2 separate regions of the Mus musculus genome follow, and region 2 is linked to region 1. A link is a loop called in an ENCODE intact Hi-C map of the cell type or tissue named here. Cell type or tissue: gastrocnemius. All regions are shown on one strand. Links, peaks and the distances in the headings refer to the core of each region. The heading gives the core; the rest is flanking DNA.

Evidence for each region. Peaks named below come from ENCODE experiments on the same cell type or tissue, not always from the same donor. Only the 100,000 strongest peaks of a DNase experiment are listed, where the experiment ranks them.
Region 2: a loop joins it to region 1, with 17 times the contacts of the local background. A loop is called at or near these places in 38 of 42 quality-filtered maps.

What each region holds. Positions count from the first base shown.
Region 1 is chr5:110,490,604-110,498,935 of GRCm38, forward strand. No RefSeq gene overlaps it. Among named protein-coding and RNA genes, the nearest start is that of A630023P12Rik, 20 kb to the right of the region's middle. In gastrocnemius, for the core only: a CTCF peak has its summit at 3,366 (motif pointing right); DNase peaks (open chromatin) are centred at 3,402 and 7,176.
Region 2 is chr5:110,631,877-110,640,208 of GRCm38, forward strand. No RefSeq gene overlaps it. Among named protein-coding and RNA genes, the nearest start is that of Noc4l, 17 kb to the right of the region's middle. In gastrocnemius, for the core only: CTCF peaks have their summits at 4,232 (motif pointing left) and 7,844 (motif pointing right); a DNase peak (open chromatin) is centred at 7,834; H3K4me3 peaks cover 248 bases.

The sequences.
Region 1 (8,332 bases), core at 80-8,079:
AGTCGGCGCTCCCAACCACTGAGCCATCTCTCCAGCTCCCTTTCAAGGTCTCTTAAGAATGGTAGTCAACTCAGAGAGAGTGGGAGATGTGTGTGTGTGTAGATGTGGGGTGAGGGGTGAGTGACCTTGGGCCTTTTGTCTAAGAGTTGTCTTGATGCACACTGAACTGGCCAGCATGCTTCTATCAACCTGGTGCCTGGACAGTGGTATATTAGCCAGCTGTCTAGAAGTGCTTAGGTATCTTGTCTGTGTCTAGTTCATGTGGGCCACTAGGCAGTGCACCACAGGTGGTGGCTCACAGACTACAGGGGATCCCTTCTCTAGAGGCTGAAAGCCCATGATCACAGCTCAGCAGATCTGGAGTCAGGTGGGGCCTCCTGACACATAATTAGTCCCTCACTGTGAGCTGGAGGGGTGGAGGGCATGGCCCTTAAGATGCAGCAAAACCCTTGGGCTCTTCCTCCAGACCACACAAGTGCCAAGGCCCTTTGGTGACATCCCTATGATGACTGCAGGAGAGCCACACTCAGGGCAGGTGTTGCTAATGTGAAACTTGGGTGGTAAGGTTTCTGTAGATCAAGCTATACTATGGCCCTGTTGTCAGTCCCCAGCCAGCTAGTGACAAGGTCTGGTGACAACATGGTGGTGGCCACACTCATCTAGGGAAGGATGGAAGAAGGACAGACGTATGACCCCAGGGCGAATGAAGCTTTTCGATGTCAACCACACAGGGAACTACGGGACTGGGGATACGTTCTAGAACCTCCAGAGTGTTTGCTGTTATTCATAAGAAATGTCCCTTTTGGGCTGGAGAGATGGCTCAGCAGTTAAGAGCACTCACTGCTCTTCCAGAGGTCCTGAGTTCAAATCCCAACAACCACCTGTACAGACAGCTACAGTGCACTGATATACATATAAATAAATAAATAAATAAATAAATAAATAAATAAATAAATAAATAAATCTATCTTTAGAAAGGAAGGAAGGAAGGAAGGAAGGAAGGAAGAAAGGAAGGAAGGAAGAAAGGTCCCTTTTAGATTTCATATGCATTGCTAATAGGCCCTGCAGCATCTTGGGAAGTCTAGACAGTTGCTTAAGCAGTCAGTCATATCCTGAAGGCAGATACCATTCTATGATGTCACCTCTTTCTCCTCTCTCTGTCTCTGTATCTGTCTTTATGTGTCTGCCCCTGGTTCTCTTTGTTTCTGTCTGCTGGCCCTGGTCTAGCCCCTCACCCAGGCATGATGAGATAGAAAAAATACCTGCATTCTCCACCCTTTAAAAACTTATGTGTAGCCGGGTGTGGTGGCACACGCCTTAATCCCAGCACTTGGGAGGCAGAGGCAGGCGGATTTCTGAGTTCGAGGCCAGCCTGGTCTACAGAGTGAGTTCCAGGACAGCCAGGGCTACACAGAGAAACCCTGTCTTGAAAAACAAAAAACAAAACCAACAACAACAACAAAAAAGTATGTGTATGCGTTTTCCCTGTATGTATGTGTGTAATATATATGTGTGTGTGTATGTGTGTGTGTATGTATGTATGTACGCACACCATGTTCATACTTGGTGCTCATGGACACTAGAAGAGGGGATTAGATCCCCTGGAGCTGGATTTACAGATAGTTGTGAGCTATCATGCAGGTGCTGAGAACTGAACCTGGACCTTCTGCAAGGGCAGCAGGGGCTCTTCACCTCTAAGCCAGCTCTAACACTCCCCATGTTTTTGAGACAGGGTCTTATTATGTAGCCTTGGCTGGCCTGGAGCCCCTTATATAGACAATGCTGGACTTGAATTCAGAGAGATCTGCCTGCCTCTGCCTTTCAAGTGCCATCATGCATGTCTGCCACCTCCCTCTTTTGAGGCAGGGTCTCAAAAAACTGTCTGTAGCTCAGTCTGTTCTCAAGCTGGAGCCCCTCATGTTCTTGCCTCTCCAGTGCTGGGATTACAGATGTGTCCCCTCTGGCTTACTGTCTCTCCTGGGATTACAGATGTCTCCCCTCTGGCTCACTGTCTCTCCTGGGATTACAGATGTGTCCCCTCTGGCTCACTGTCTCTCCTGGGATTACAGATGTGTCCCCTCTGGCTCACTGTCTCTCCTGGGATTACAGATGTCTCCCCTCTGGCTCACTGTCTCTCCTGGGATTACAAATGTCTCCCCTCTGGCTCACTGTCTCTCCTCTGGTCTCACTGCTGTTCTGCGATTGTACTTCCCTAGCTAGCAGGCTCCTGTATACCCTTCAGAACCCTATCTTCCTGCTCTCCCACAGGTCTGCCCTTGGGGTTCTCTCTACCAAGGCATGAGGCAGGGTCCTCTTTCACTCCTCTTTCCTTTTTCTTTTGGTTTTTCGAGACAGGTTTCTCTGTAGAGCCCTGGCTGTCCTGGAACTCACTCTGTAGACCAGGCTGGCCTCAAACTCAGAAATCTGCCTGCCTCTGCCTCCCAAGTGCTGGGATTAAAGGCGTGCGCCACCACTGCCCGGTGTGTGCTGCTATCTTAGTTCACTGACTCAACTGACTGACTAGAACTCAGAGATCTGCATGCCTTTGTCTGTTGCGTGTTGGGATTAAAGGTGTGTACCTGGACCTAAGCTTTTCTTTAGCTGAAACTTTCTGTATACCAGGCTGGCCTTGAACTCACAGATCTGCTTGCCTCCATCTCCAGGGATTAAAGGTGTGTCTGTGTTCCAACTGGATCACACAGACCTATGTAGAGGGAACATCTTGTGTATTGTATGGATTAAAAATTTAAAAAAACCTATGGCCTATAGAAAAGGGTAGAATAGAAGGTGGAACATCCAGGAGGCAGAAAGAATTCTGGGATAGGGCCAGGTCCCGGGTTCATCCAATGTAATGAGACAGATACATGGTATCTGAGCACAGGTAACTAGTCACATGGCAGAATGTAGATTTGAGTAAATGGATTATAGTAAATTGTGATCTAGTTAGGGAAGAGCCTAGCTATATGGCCAAGGTATTTGTAAATATATTTTGAATCTGAGTCTTATTTCTGGGAGCATGTTGCTGGGAGGAAGAACCAAGTTCAAACTTCTACAGACCCGAAAGTCTTTGGATGTGACCCCTTGCCAGAGTAGCCATGTTGCTGTATTACAATTTCTCTACACACGTAGAAGACACCTGAGCAGTTCTCTTCAAAATTAAGATGGACAGAGCCCTGGGCCAGGTCCTAGACAGTTGGAAAAGCTGGCAACTTCGGGGATCTCAACAACCCTTGCAGCCTACAAGAAGCAGGGCCAATGGTGGTTTTCTATATGTAGTAAGCACTAGAGAACTTCAGGACAGTGTTAGAGAACAAAAGTGCCTGTGGGCTCCCGGCATGTAGAACCAGATATGACCACAAGGTGACAGCAGCACCCTTCATACCGGTCAGAAGCTAGGCCAGGGGGTGGCCTGTCTTTCCAAGCCGGCAGCAGGCCAGCTGTGACTTGCAGAGTCTGACTTAGAGGGCAACTAGGGCTCCTCACAACAAGAATACCTCCCTCTTCAGGCTTAGGCCTGTGATGTGGTCCCTGCTCTTTTTGTAAGTTCCTCTCTCTTGTCTTCTTTCTTATTCTTTCTCTGTCTCTCTGCCTCCTCATCTCTACCTTTGTCTATTTCCCTTTGTCTGATGGTGTCTTTCTGTTTGCCTGTCTTTCTTTGTCTGCCTTCCCTTTTGATCCTGAACTGTCTGGGTCCAGATCCTAGGACTCCCTTTTTAGCTGGGTTGTCTCCAGATGGTACCATAACTTTCTACTCCTCAGGGTCCTTATTTCTGACACGGGAAAGCAGCTTCTGCAGTAAGTGGGGCTGCTATAGGGCTCAGACGAACAGTGGGGTATCTGGGAGGATCATGGTCTTGCACATACATGTGTTACATTAACGTGAAGAATCCTCTGTTTTGTGTGGTCTGGGCATGTGTTTCAGACACACTCTTCATCCTTCTCAGTCAGCTCGTTCTTGTTCCTTGTACGGGTGAGTGGAGTTGAGAGAGAATAGCTGGGCATTGGTCCAGGCTCTACATAGCTCTCAGGGTCCCATTATTCCTGTGGTTTGGCAGAAAGATGTGCTTAGGTTGGTAACCTGCATAGACTTCCTAGTTCCAGAGCCAGCCTAGGGTTGTGGTCTCCAGTTCCCCCAAAGCCTAGGCCTGACTAATGTGTATGAAGTCCTTCTGTTGTTCAGAGGTGAGGGCCTAAAATGTACCAAAAATAGTCTACACAGCTGGGGAAGGCAGCCTACACTTTAGCAGCTGATACGCCAGAGTTCACACTGACAGAGAAGACCTTACCTGATACCACTCTGACATCTCAGACCCTTCCCAACAGCCCGGCATGGCCTGGATTCCTAGGCAGGAGATATACTGGGCAGAACCAGGAGCCTCAGCTCCTAATAGCACCCAGATGTCACCAGCACCATGGGGCCTACGGCCACATCTCTTCTCTAAGCTACTACTGCCGATGGCGGCCCAGGGGCAACACTTGAATTCTGTTTGTAATTAAAAGAAGGTGCCCTTTAAAAACTGCTCACTGTTTCTGCATCTAGGCAGCAAATTATCTCAAAGTGGATTTTCTTTGTTCTGAGAAGCTAATTGATGGGCTATGTGTATGCATAAGCACGTGCGTGTGCGTGCGTGTACATAGAATGTGCTTGGGGGGTTTTCAGCCCTTGTCACATGATGTAGACATTCAAGGGCTTTGCAAAGACACAAAGCTCCATGCCTGCCCCAGAAATAGTGGTTCATCTGGTTAGAGGGGCCTTGGCTCCCAGGAAGCTGCAATGGGCATCTTAGGAAGACTTAGATAGAATAAGGTCCTCAGGTGTCTGGTGTATAAGGGCCAGGCCCTGATGCAGAGGTCTCTGCCCAACCTTGGAGTTCCCAGTAGGCTCATCATCAGGCTAACCTTGCTTTTTTATTTTTTTTGTTTTTCGAGACAGGGTTTCTCTGTATAGCCCTGGCTGTCCTGGAACTCACTTTGTAGACCAGGCTGGCCTTGAACTCAGAAATCTGCCTGCCTCTGCCTCCCGAGTGCTGGGATTAAAGGTGTGCGCCATCATGCCCAGCTATCCTTGCTTTTGAGGCTTGATCCTAACCCTGGCCCCAGGGAATGTTGAGTTTCTTACCCAGACTCTGTGAGTAATTCCAACTCAGTCATTGTAGGCGTGCCACCTCTGTTAGGGGCTTAGAGGACATGTGAAGTCCCACCCTCTACTTCAGAATGTGGCAGAGGGGTACAGGTCATTGCAGATGGAATTTAGGGTGAAGTAGCATGTTCTAAGCCAACTATGGACATTTGCACCAATCCAGACACAAAGAAGCCATTTAAGCAGGAGGCACATTTGGGGGGAATGCTTCTATAAGTCAAGGAACTCTAAAGATTTTCAGTCTCCCTCAGCAGCTCAGGACTCAGCCTGTGAGCTCAATCCTGTTGTATAAACCATCCATAGAAGGTGGGTACTGTCTGGAGGAGGGGAAAGGGTACAACCATTAGAAAGGCATTAAGCAGGAGTATCAGCCACAGTGGGTAACAGTGGGCATTTCAATACCAAGGCTTGGCTTTCTCTGTGTACCCTGGCAGAATGCTAACTTCTTTATGAAGGTGAACCTTCTCACCAAACCCAATCTGTGTTTTCTCAAGCTAGGTTGTCTTGTGCTGTCTATGGAAAAAATTCCTCTCCTTCACTTTCTTCCTGTTCCTGGCATTATGGTGAACTATGAAGAAGTGGGTGTGGAAGGATGCTTTCTTCTGTGAAGGACAGATTCGTTCAACTCCAGCATTAGTGTCCCTGCATTCTGTCTGTTTACATCCACTGTGTCACACAGAACATCCTCAGTGGTGGCTCAGCTCATCCCTGGCCTCATTTGGCCCACAAGAGGCCAGCAAGACCTCGGGAATACAAGCGAAACCAAGACATTGTATAGTTGAGGATATCTCTGCAGTCAGAGAAAGTAGTCCCTTGCCTTGGCATTTTTCCTACACTGGAGTCATGGACAGGTCCCTCAGGATGCCCTCAGCCTTAGCTTTCGTCTGGGTGCAGGCAAGCTTCACAGGGATGTCTCTACCTGGGGTAGGTGTATACTGACTGAGCTACTCAGCTTTCAAATCTGCATTGCTGGTCTTAGCCAGAACCTTCCAGGGCCTCCGACCTCTCATCCCAGCTGACCTATGCTCACCAGGGACTGGAGAATGAACTTACCCCACTGCCAACTTGGCTCCCTGGCTATGATAAGGGTTTAGGGGCATAAGGTCCCTATGGCTTGGACCTTCCAAATCCAAGACATACACTAGTCCCGTGTGCCACATCATGTAGGGAGTGGCAAGAGTGGCCCTACGGTGGGTGCTGCCTTCTATCCTTTTTCTAGGGTTCTTCTCACCTCTAGATCTCAGGTGAGCATTATGTGTGTCCATGTTTTCTATGATGCTGATCACCCATCCCAGAGCAAGAAGCTATCAAGCTGGTGGGGAAAGAGTGCTGTGGCTGGACTTCTCAGAAGCATCAGACATTGGCAGCCCTTGGATGGGGTCTGGGTGAGGACATGAGGGACCTTGGTGGCTTCAGTTACACAGAATGGGCCCTGGCTTTCCTATCACAGGGTCAGATAGGTCATTGTCCTTTCAGGAGCAATGGCAGGGAAACAGCTCTGGTCAGGGCACATCCTGAAGTTGTTAGAGTAGGCTGTAGATATGGAGCTATGAGCCAACAGCTCACTCCTGGAGTCTATCCCACTGAGCCCTGGCTTGTCTGTGGTCTGTAGGAAAGGCACCGGGGTGGAATGAAGACTTCTTCTTAGCAAGCCTGGAGAATGGTATCTACTGAAGTTAATGGTTGAATTGGGGCTTAGACAAAGCCTGGTGTCTTGGCAGCTAAGGTCTGGATATGAATGGCTTTCATTGTTCAAGGTCTTCTCGTAACACTGGGAGTCTCTGTCCAGAAGCTACCAGGCATCACAAGCCTACAGAGGGCAGGGAGGCTCCAGTGGTGTAGGTTTCAGCTGCAGTAACCTTGGGAGCCATTGGCACTGCCTTGAGGGCCTCCCTGAAGCTCTTTAAATTCCACTCTGGGAACTGCCTGTCTCCCTGTCTTCCAGATCGCTCCGCATGTATCCCCAAATAAAGCAGTGTTCCTGCTGCTCCGCAATTGCCCTGCATTCTTGGATGGACATCTGCCAGGCCTCCCATGACTCTCAGCTTGTGGCATCCAGCCTGTGATATGTCCTAGTTGGCGGACAGGCACTTGTACTGTTGTAAGGCAGATTCTTCCACTGATGCTCTGGAGGCATCTGTCCCCGTGAGATTGAGCTCTCTGCATGCATCCAACAGTAGAGTCCAGCACTGGCCTTTGCTGCCATGCTCCCTTCCTCCTATCACCAGAGCTGCGTTGCCAGCTACCTGTTAACTACTTGACTTTTCTGAGATGGTCTGGCCTCGTCTGCATTTCCCCTTCTTGTGTGTCTAGGATGGCCCTTTTCTCCACTCATCTCTACTAACATGGGGGCATTAATATCCAGCACTTTCCCCAGAAATCCAGCCAAGTTGTCTGCCTTGCATCTGGCGGCTTCGGGTTCCTTTTGAGCCCCGCCCAGCTAGAACTAGATCCATCCATCACAGCTTGGCCTTTCTGCTCCGATGCACTTCACCCCGGCAATGTGTCTTCATAAAGTCATGGTTCCTTCGCGGTGATTCTTTCCTCTCCTCCTTAACACTAGTCCGTGGAGGTAGAGCCTTCATCATCCCTTTGACATTAGTGGCTCTGCAGAGGAAGGGGGAGCCAAAGTGTCCCTGACATCCGAGGACAAATGTGATTTCTACGACAGGGAGTGACTTTATTTCCCACAGGCATGGAACAACTGGAATGTGCAAGGCTGAGATTGGGTCAGAGAGTGAGCAGTAGCCTGGTGCTGTGCTGGCTCTGACCCACAGATCTGCTCAGATGATCCCCTACCCCCACCCAGCTTCCCTGAGCCCTGCTCCCAGAGCCTGAAGCATATAGCCCTGGCTACCGTCTTTCAAGAGCCCCTGCTGGAGTAGCCCTGACATCTTCAGCTCAGACTGAGCAGGCTGGAACAGACTTTCCTTTATCAGACAGATCCCATCTGGGTCCTCTTCCAGGTTCCATGCCCCGTACTCCCCTGGGCTCCCCTGGGCCCATCACAGCTTGTCTTCACTACCCTGGGGTTCTGCCAGCTATTTCTTTGTTTCTCCCCCTGGCTGTGAATCCCTGAGGGTGAGGAGTATGTGAGGTCCCTCGTCAGGGAGCAGCTCGCATTTGCTAGTAGGTACAGATCACAAGCTTTGCAGTCCCAAAACCATCCCCATTTCTCACCTGTAGTATCCA
Region 2 (8,332 bases), core at 275-8,274, 140 kb after region 1:
ACAGCAGAGTGGGTTCCAGGACAGCCAGGGCTACACAAAGAGACCTTGTCTCCAAAAAAAAAAAAAAAAAGAAAGAAAGAAAGAAAAGAAAAAGAAAAAGAAAAAAACAACATAAAATAAAAACAACCCCCCACTATTATCTATAGCTACCTATCCAACACACCTATAGCTATATATCTATATGTAAGGATATGCGTACATTAAATGGGATTTATTATTACAGTGACTTAAGGACTGTGATTCAGGTGGCCCACTAATGTCTGTCTCTGGAAAGAAATGTTAAGAATCCAATAGTTGCTCAGACCATGGGTCCGGATGTCTCGGCAGTCCCAGCACTGGAGTCCCTTGGATTCTTCAAGAACTGCTGTTCTTTGGTCTACATCAGGATCCTGAAGAGGTGGGTTCTAATATCAGTGAAGGGTTACCTCAGCAACATGAGAGATGTGCCTGCCAGCGAGAGTGAAGGCAATCAGACAATGGAAGTTCAACTTCCATTCCAGAAAACATGACCTAGGGGTAGGTCTTCCCTTTCATTGTATGCTCAACTGTTTGGGCTTTAGTTTATTCCAGACATAGTTGAGTTGACAACCAAGATTAGCCATCACATGGGCCAACAAGATGACTCCACAGGTAAACCATTTGCCTCCAAAGTCAACAACCTAAGTTCGAATCCCTGGTATCCACGTGGTGAAAGTACATCTATGTGGTGCCAGTCATTCTAAAGACAACCAAAAGGGACAAGATGGAGGCATATTTATTATATGTAAATCTTGCCCGCCCCAGGTGTGGTGGCGCACGCCTTTAATCCCAGCACTCTCGAGGAAGAGACAGGCAGATTTCTGAGTTCGAGGCCAGCCTGGTCTACAAAGTGAGTTCCAGGACAGCCAGAGCTACACAGAGAAACCCTGTCTCGAAAAAAAACAAACAAACAAAAAGTTAAATTTCTCAGAAACTGCTGCATCCAAATTAGAATCTAGAAGGTGAAATGCTAACAGCTTTGAGGATAGAAAATGAAAGCAGACCCAGGCATGTCACATCTCTAGAATTAATTGGAAAGGAAGGGACAACTGTTCCCTGGGTCTCCATAAGGAACTGCCCTGGGTCTCCATAAGGAACTGCCGTGGACTGCTGACCTGCAGAACAGTGGAGCACCAACTGAGATTTTAAAAAAAAAGAATTATTTGAATTATTCTCATGTGTGTGAGATTGTGAATGTTGTTCAGAGACCAGAAGAGGTCGTCAGATGCCCTGCAACTGGAGCTACTAGTTGTTGTGAGCCACTTCACCAGATTGCTGGGAACCTAACTTTGGTCCTCTGCAAGAGCAGCAAATGCTCTTAACTACTGAGCTACCCAGCCCCAACTTCGATGTTTTAAGTATGGAAGGGACTGGCCTTCGAGGGTTGGCTGGAGCCCCAGGGATTGAGAGAACCTGGCCATCAGATCAGGAGAGGCATGGCTGGGGATAAAGTGGGCCAGGTCCGTGTCTGTGGCTCTCCTCCTGGGAGGGCAGATTCCTAGGTGCAGTTAGGGGAAATTGGCCAAGGAATTGATCTCCTGAATGGCTGAGTTATTTACTTGTCTGCTCATTAGGGCAGTAAATTGCATTTTGTGTAATTCTATTCATTGATTGTGGAGCTCTGTGGTATAGGAGCTGGGAGTTCAGGACAGAGAAAGGAAGGAAATAGATGGCCAGTTAAACGTTCCTGTAACCATCAAGAAGGCCAATTAATGGCATTTAGGGATTATGGGAAAAGGGGTGAGCCCCGGAGACAGAAGCGGCAGAAGGAGGTCTTAGTTATTATTTTTTTAATTTTGTCTGACTGGAACCTGTTCCCTTTAGATCAAGATGAAAGGAACAGTTTAATCTGAAATCAATTTATAGCAAGGCCTGAATAAGATTGCTATCACCACTTATGTTGCAAGATAATCCCACTGTCTGAGTTCTCCCGCAGCCGGGTTTCTTCTGTCGGGGTGGCTGAAGTAAGTTCTCAGGCTCTTGTATCTCAGAAATGGCAGGCATAAGCAGGTCTGGAGAGGCAGGCCGTCCCACCCATCCTCAGCAAGTCGGGTCTCAACATTCCCACCAGTACCCCAGAAGCAGCAAAGCAGTGGGCATCAGTCCTGGGATAAAATGGTGATGTCTTAGTTATGTCAGGCTGCATCCGGCCTCTGGGCCACTGCCCCAACTCCTCTCTCCCATATGATACCAACTCTGGGAGCTGTCCTGGGGTGATGATCCCAACGAGTGCCCAGAAGGAGTATCACGGATGCTCAACATTTGTAAGATTCTCAGCACCTACCATCCACTTCATCCTGCCTATAAGGAGCAGGTCCTTTGTGCATTCTAAGAGAACAGCTCCAACCGCTGACCCCACTTCTCCGCCCTGTCCCGTAGAAAGCACTTCAGGGTAGGACCATGATTCGCAGTGTTGCTGATAAAATGAACATTCTCTTTTTTTTTTTTTTTTTCTGAATGGAGGTAACACAGCACTTCACTATGTAGCCTAGCCTGGCCTCAAACTTGCAGCAATACTCCTGTTTCAGTCTCTCAAGAGCAAGATTCAGACAGTTTTAACCAGGTCCAGAGAAGGCAGGCCCAAGGCAAAGAACTTTGCTGCCTGTCATTTCTTCTTTTTTTAAAAAAATTATATATTAATGTACAATGTACATGTTTGTTTTTTTTTACTGGGGCAGAATAGATGTAGGTGACGCAGCTTGCCTGAGGAGGTCAGGGGACATATGATGTAACATGCTCTCTTTCCATCATGTGAGTTCTGGGGACCCAAACTCAGGTCACCAGGTTCTGTCCAAGACAGACACAGCTGTACACCACAGATACACACACACACAAACATAAACTACATAATTGTATGCACATCCACACACATCACATATGTGCACCCCCACATATGCTTGCATCTCATACATGATACATGTGTATGTGTAGCCACATACATACATACAAAACACGCACATATATCTATATCTGTGTGATATGCGTGTACGTACACACCGCAAACATACTATGGATTCTACAATCACACGCAAATGTGGCTCCTGTGATCCCTTTTGTTCCCTGAGAGGCCACCCACATCTTTGAGCATGACAGCTTGCCATTCAGTTCAAAGAAAACTGACTGTCAACATTCCTTCCCACATCCCTCCTTCCCTCTGCTGTTGCCCAGCCTTGGGTAAACATGCCCTTAAACTGGGGCAGATGTGCCACTGGGACCCCATGCACCAGCTTGGCAGATGGGTGCTCATGATTGTTGTAGAAATAATTTAATCCCAGCCTGGGGTTCCTACCCCACCTTTGGTTATTGAATTCCCAGATTTAAATACACACACACACAGCCTTTATATTTACAATAAGCCCTAAACAGCACAATAGTTAGGCAGCTGCCTACCCTCCACGCTGTTAGAATCCACTTTCCGATTGATAACCCTAAGTTATCACTTCCTATTTGCTATGTCCCACCTGGGCTGCTCTTAGCACCAATTGGGCAGCCCTCGGGGCCATGCTCTCTTGGTTACCTTAGCCCATAGTGGCTGCTGCTTCCTTCTCGCCTGAACATTCTTCCTCATGGTGGTTCTCTCCAAGCCCACAAAACCTAAACCCTACCTATCTCTCTTCAGCCCAGCTATTGACTGTCGGCATCTTTATCAATTAGAAATATCTTGGGGGGGGGACTCTCTTGTCTCTGGGGCAGCCAGTCTTGGGGCCCCCAAATTAGCATTAGAATACAAGCAGCAACAGGTCAACCCACTATACATGACTGCCACGACGCAGGTGAGCCAGCAGAACATGGCTGGCAGAGGCTCAGTGGAGGCACAATTACCAAGAGGGGTGATGTCTATAGCAAGTTAGTCAACCACATTCTCCTGGTTCTAAAGTGTCGTGAAGAGAGGGCAGGAGCTGGGCTTGACTCAAATGTCTAGTAGTCAAGGACCCATGGCCAGCAGAGTCCTTGCTTGTTGGTCAACTTCCCTAGGCAGACATAATAGAAATTCCCTGGGGCCAGAGTCAAAAACAGACTTGGCAAATTGAATGAGCTTAACAAGGGTGACATAAAGATACCAATTGCTGCAGTCTCCCCAAGTCACCAACCCCTCTCATGCATCAGGCTCTTGTTTTGTTCTATTTATTTTTTTTTTATTTTTTTATTTTTTTAAATTATAAAGGTCCTAAGGCTACTCGAAATTGAGGCAGACCTGGTTTTAGGGCTCCACCTAGTGTTCATAAAGCAAAGTGACTCTGTGTAAATAACAAAACTAAGAACCATTTTCCTCCCCAACAGGATATTGTGGCTTATTCCAGTGTGTAGAGCTGACACCATTTAGAGGTAGAATGGAACAGATAAATGAGGCGGACTTGTGCCCCATGCAATAGCCTACTTTATTCAGATCCTCAGGTATTTATTCCCTGAGGGTTAAAAAAGGTAACAAGGAGCCCGTGGTGGCACACACCTTTAATCCCAGCACTGGGGGAGGGAGGGTTGCGGGGGGGGGGGGTGGGTGGAAGGGGGAGTGAGGCAGATCTCTTAAGTTCAAAACCAGCCGGTCTACAGAGAATTCCAGGGCAGCCAGGGCTACACTGAGAAACCCTGACTTAAAATGCCACCCCCAAAGAGAGGTCACATGAATAAAGCTCTCAGAAGTGCAAGCTGTATACAGTCTCATGGATAAGCCACATGTGGTAAAGATATGTTTTTTTTTTAAATAGCGGCATATAGACATGTAATTGAATAACAGCAGCAAACAATAATGAGTAATCTGAAGGAAGCTCACTCCTTTCTGCTACCCCTGGGAGGGGCATGAAAACACATTCCAAGAACAATTCCACGCTGTGAGAAAACCCTAAGCTCACAGGACCCTGTCTTCTCGGAGTCTTCTCACAAGGACTCGGCGTCCCCTTCACGTGACTTCATTCCCGGCCCGTGCAGACCTGTGCCAGCTCCAGCAGGCCACGGAGTGTGAAGATGAAGAATGGGCCCCCATCTGGTGGCCACAGACACACACCTCTGTCACATCTTTAAGGTTCAACCGATGTCCAAGAATCTTGTTTCCAATAAACCAGAAAGGAGCCACCAAGCCTCCAGGAAATGAAGCAAACGCTTGCACATAGATTCAAGATGAAGTCAATAAAGCAGTGACAGACACCGGGAGTCAAGCAGGTGACAGATGTGAGGAGAGTGGGCGTCACAGAGGCCTACCAAGGACTAAGGAACAGGAGTATGGGAGGGAGCTTCCACTTTGTTTGACACAAGCCGAGGACTCTTGAATAAAAAGAGCCCTCGGTGTGAGCTGAATTCCTACTCCTTGGTGGTCCCAGTCATGTGGGACTGAGATATTGCTAGTATTCAAAGGATGTTTTTATAAGGGCACAAAGTCCCAGTATAGATAAATGAACACCCGGGAAAGAGCCTTTTAAACCTGGCGGCTGATGAAGGAAACAGTTGGTCAAATACTTCAGAAGGGGATCTGGAAGCACAGATTGTGAGCCCCTAGGAACTACTGTCCGTTCTGAGTTGGTAGCCACAACGTAACTCATACAGGCCTAGGGTTCACTGTCACCACAGCTCAGAAAGCAATGGATGGTAAAGGGAGATGGGAGAATAGGCCCTTCAGGGGGACACTGACCCCAGAGAATTAAGAACAGGTAGCCGATCTCACCAGAGAGGGAACAGGCTCTGGTAACTGTCACCGGCTAAAACCAAGCCTGCTGACTTGTTTCCTAAGTGGGAATAGTGACCAGCCTCTTCTGATGGTTGCAAGGCCTGCTTATGGCTGTCACTCAGCTGCCCCTAGATCTCCTTATGGTTGGATGCCAGCCACAGCCTTCTAGGTCTGAGTAGACAGCCAGCAGCTGCTACAGAGGTTCCTACCTCAGGGGGACCCAGCCCTGACCTAGGAAGCTATTTTAAAAAGAGTTATCTGTGTCCACCAAGCCAGCCCAGCTGTAGAATAAATGCTGTTGTACTTTGTATATTCAGTTCCAAAGCAATTTGCACTCTGGCCACTGTACTAGAAGGGACACAGGCACAGACTACAGAAGGTATTCCTGAGCTAGCAGCTTGGCTCTGTGATGGTAAGAGTGTAGCTTTTTCTAGCAGCTACTGACCTAGAGGTGAGACCCTGAGAACAGATGAAGTTCCCTAGGGAGCATCCATGTACCCCAACCTCTAGTGGGGCAGTCATTTTTAGCTGGGGATGTTTGCCAAAGCACCAAGCATGGCTGTTATTTGGGAAGTATGTCACTGACATCTTCGTCCCTATAGCAAATTTGCTAAGTGCCAATTAGATGCTCAAGTGTCTCCACCTCCCTTCGGGCATGGGATTCATTACTTGTGAGTATGACTCGATTGCCTGAAGTATTTGCATCTCTAGGTAGAAGACAGGAGGGACAAAGAAGAAAGGACGAGGAGGAAGAGAAGAGTCATAAGGTGAAGCCATTGCACATTGAAAAGGGAGACTTGTTAACGCACAATAACTACTCAGTAGATGGGGCTGCAGTGAGCCCCTTATATTCATTCCTCTAAGACTCAAGAAGAGAGGGGGCTGGAGAGATGGCTCCGTGGTTAAGAGCACTGACTGCTCTTCCCATGGTAGCTCACAACCATCTGCAATAGGATCTGATACCCTCTTCTGGTGTATCTGAAGATAGCAACAGTGTACTTATATAAATAAAATAAATAAATCTTTAAAAAAAAAAAAGACTCAAGCAGAGAGGCCTCTCCTCTGCCTGTGTAGTCATAACAGAATACCTGAGAAATACTAACTAGGAAAAACAAATTAACGATCTGGAAATTCACAGTCAAGATGCCCTCAGTGAGGGCCTCCTGCTTCATGGTCACATAAGGTAGAAAACACACACACTGTTTGTATTCAAATGTTAGTACTGGTTCCTCGAGAGAGTCTCCTCACCCCACCCCACCCAGCAGACTACCTCGTCCTCAGGTGATACCATGTTGACCTCCCATTTTAACTGCCAATAAAAGGCTAGAGCCTGTGATTGGGCAGTGGAGGGGAAAAGGTGGGACTGGAGAGGGAGTAGGAGGCAGAGGAAGAAGGGGAAAGAGGACAGAGGAAGAAGGAGGAGGAAGCCATAATGGGCCAGAACCGCATGGCTGGGAGAAGCCGCAAGCAACAAGGGGTCTCATAGCTGGGGAATAAGTTAGTAGTATATTAGATTTTCCCAATCCACTCCCCTCAGCCCCATATAAATAACTAGGGCTGATCTCTAAAGGTGCACCAGGATGGAAATTAAACACCAAATGGGTCTAAGGGGTCTACAGACTGAGGCTCCCTCTCCAAACCCCAAGCAAACCTCAGCAACCAGTGGCAGCGCCCCTGCCCTGAGCTGGACATAGGCAGCGCCATAACATGGTTTGGGGGGGGGGGGGTCCCTGCGCCTACAGAAGAACCAAGGACCCTGGGGCACGACTGCCTGAGAAGCAGCCTGCAGTCTTCACAGCTGAGGATCAACAACTGAAAACACACACACACACACACACACATACACACACACACACACACACAATACAAAAAACCAAAATCTAACTTTCCAAAGCTTTCTCTCACAGGCACAGCTGGCTGATCTGGGTATCTCTACCCCGAGCAGGCCTTCCTGCGCTCGCTTTTCCTGTATCCCCCACGTCTAAACTGGACACGGAACAGCCAGACCTGCTCTCCCGACTGCAAGCTGCCTGAAATCAGTGCACATGCTGCCGACTGCAACCCAAACAAAAGCCAGAGAGAGGCTCAGAAGTCCCACGTCTTTCTACAGTTAGCCACCACCACCCACTTCCTGCGAATAAGATTCCGAGAGGACTGCAATGTCCTGAATCGAACACCAGGGGGAGACAAAGGTACAAGAAGCTCCAGATCAGGTACTGAGAATTCAAAATTGACAATCACAAAAATTAGATACCTCCTTTAATCCCAGCACTTGGGAGGCAGAGGCAGGCGGATTTCTGAGTTCAAGGCCAGCCTGGTCTACAGAGTAAGTTCCAGGACATCCAGGGCTATACAGGGAAACCCTGTCTTGAAAAACTGAAAGAAAAGAAAAAAAGAAAAGACTGGGCAATACAGCCTAAAGAAAACACAAGAACTAAAGGAATTTGTAGGTCATGCTAAGCAACAGAGAGAAGAAAATGAATACAGCCTAGAGGAAAATCTGGAACGAAAGGTACAGGATTCTATTGGTCAAGATAACAGAGAGAGGAACATGAAGGTTAGAGACAGGAGCTGGAAAAGATGCTAGAACAAAGAATGCAAAATTTCACAGGTCAGAATGAGCAGCAGAGAAGAAGAAATGAGAATTGGAAGTGA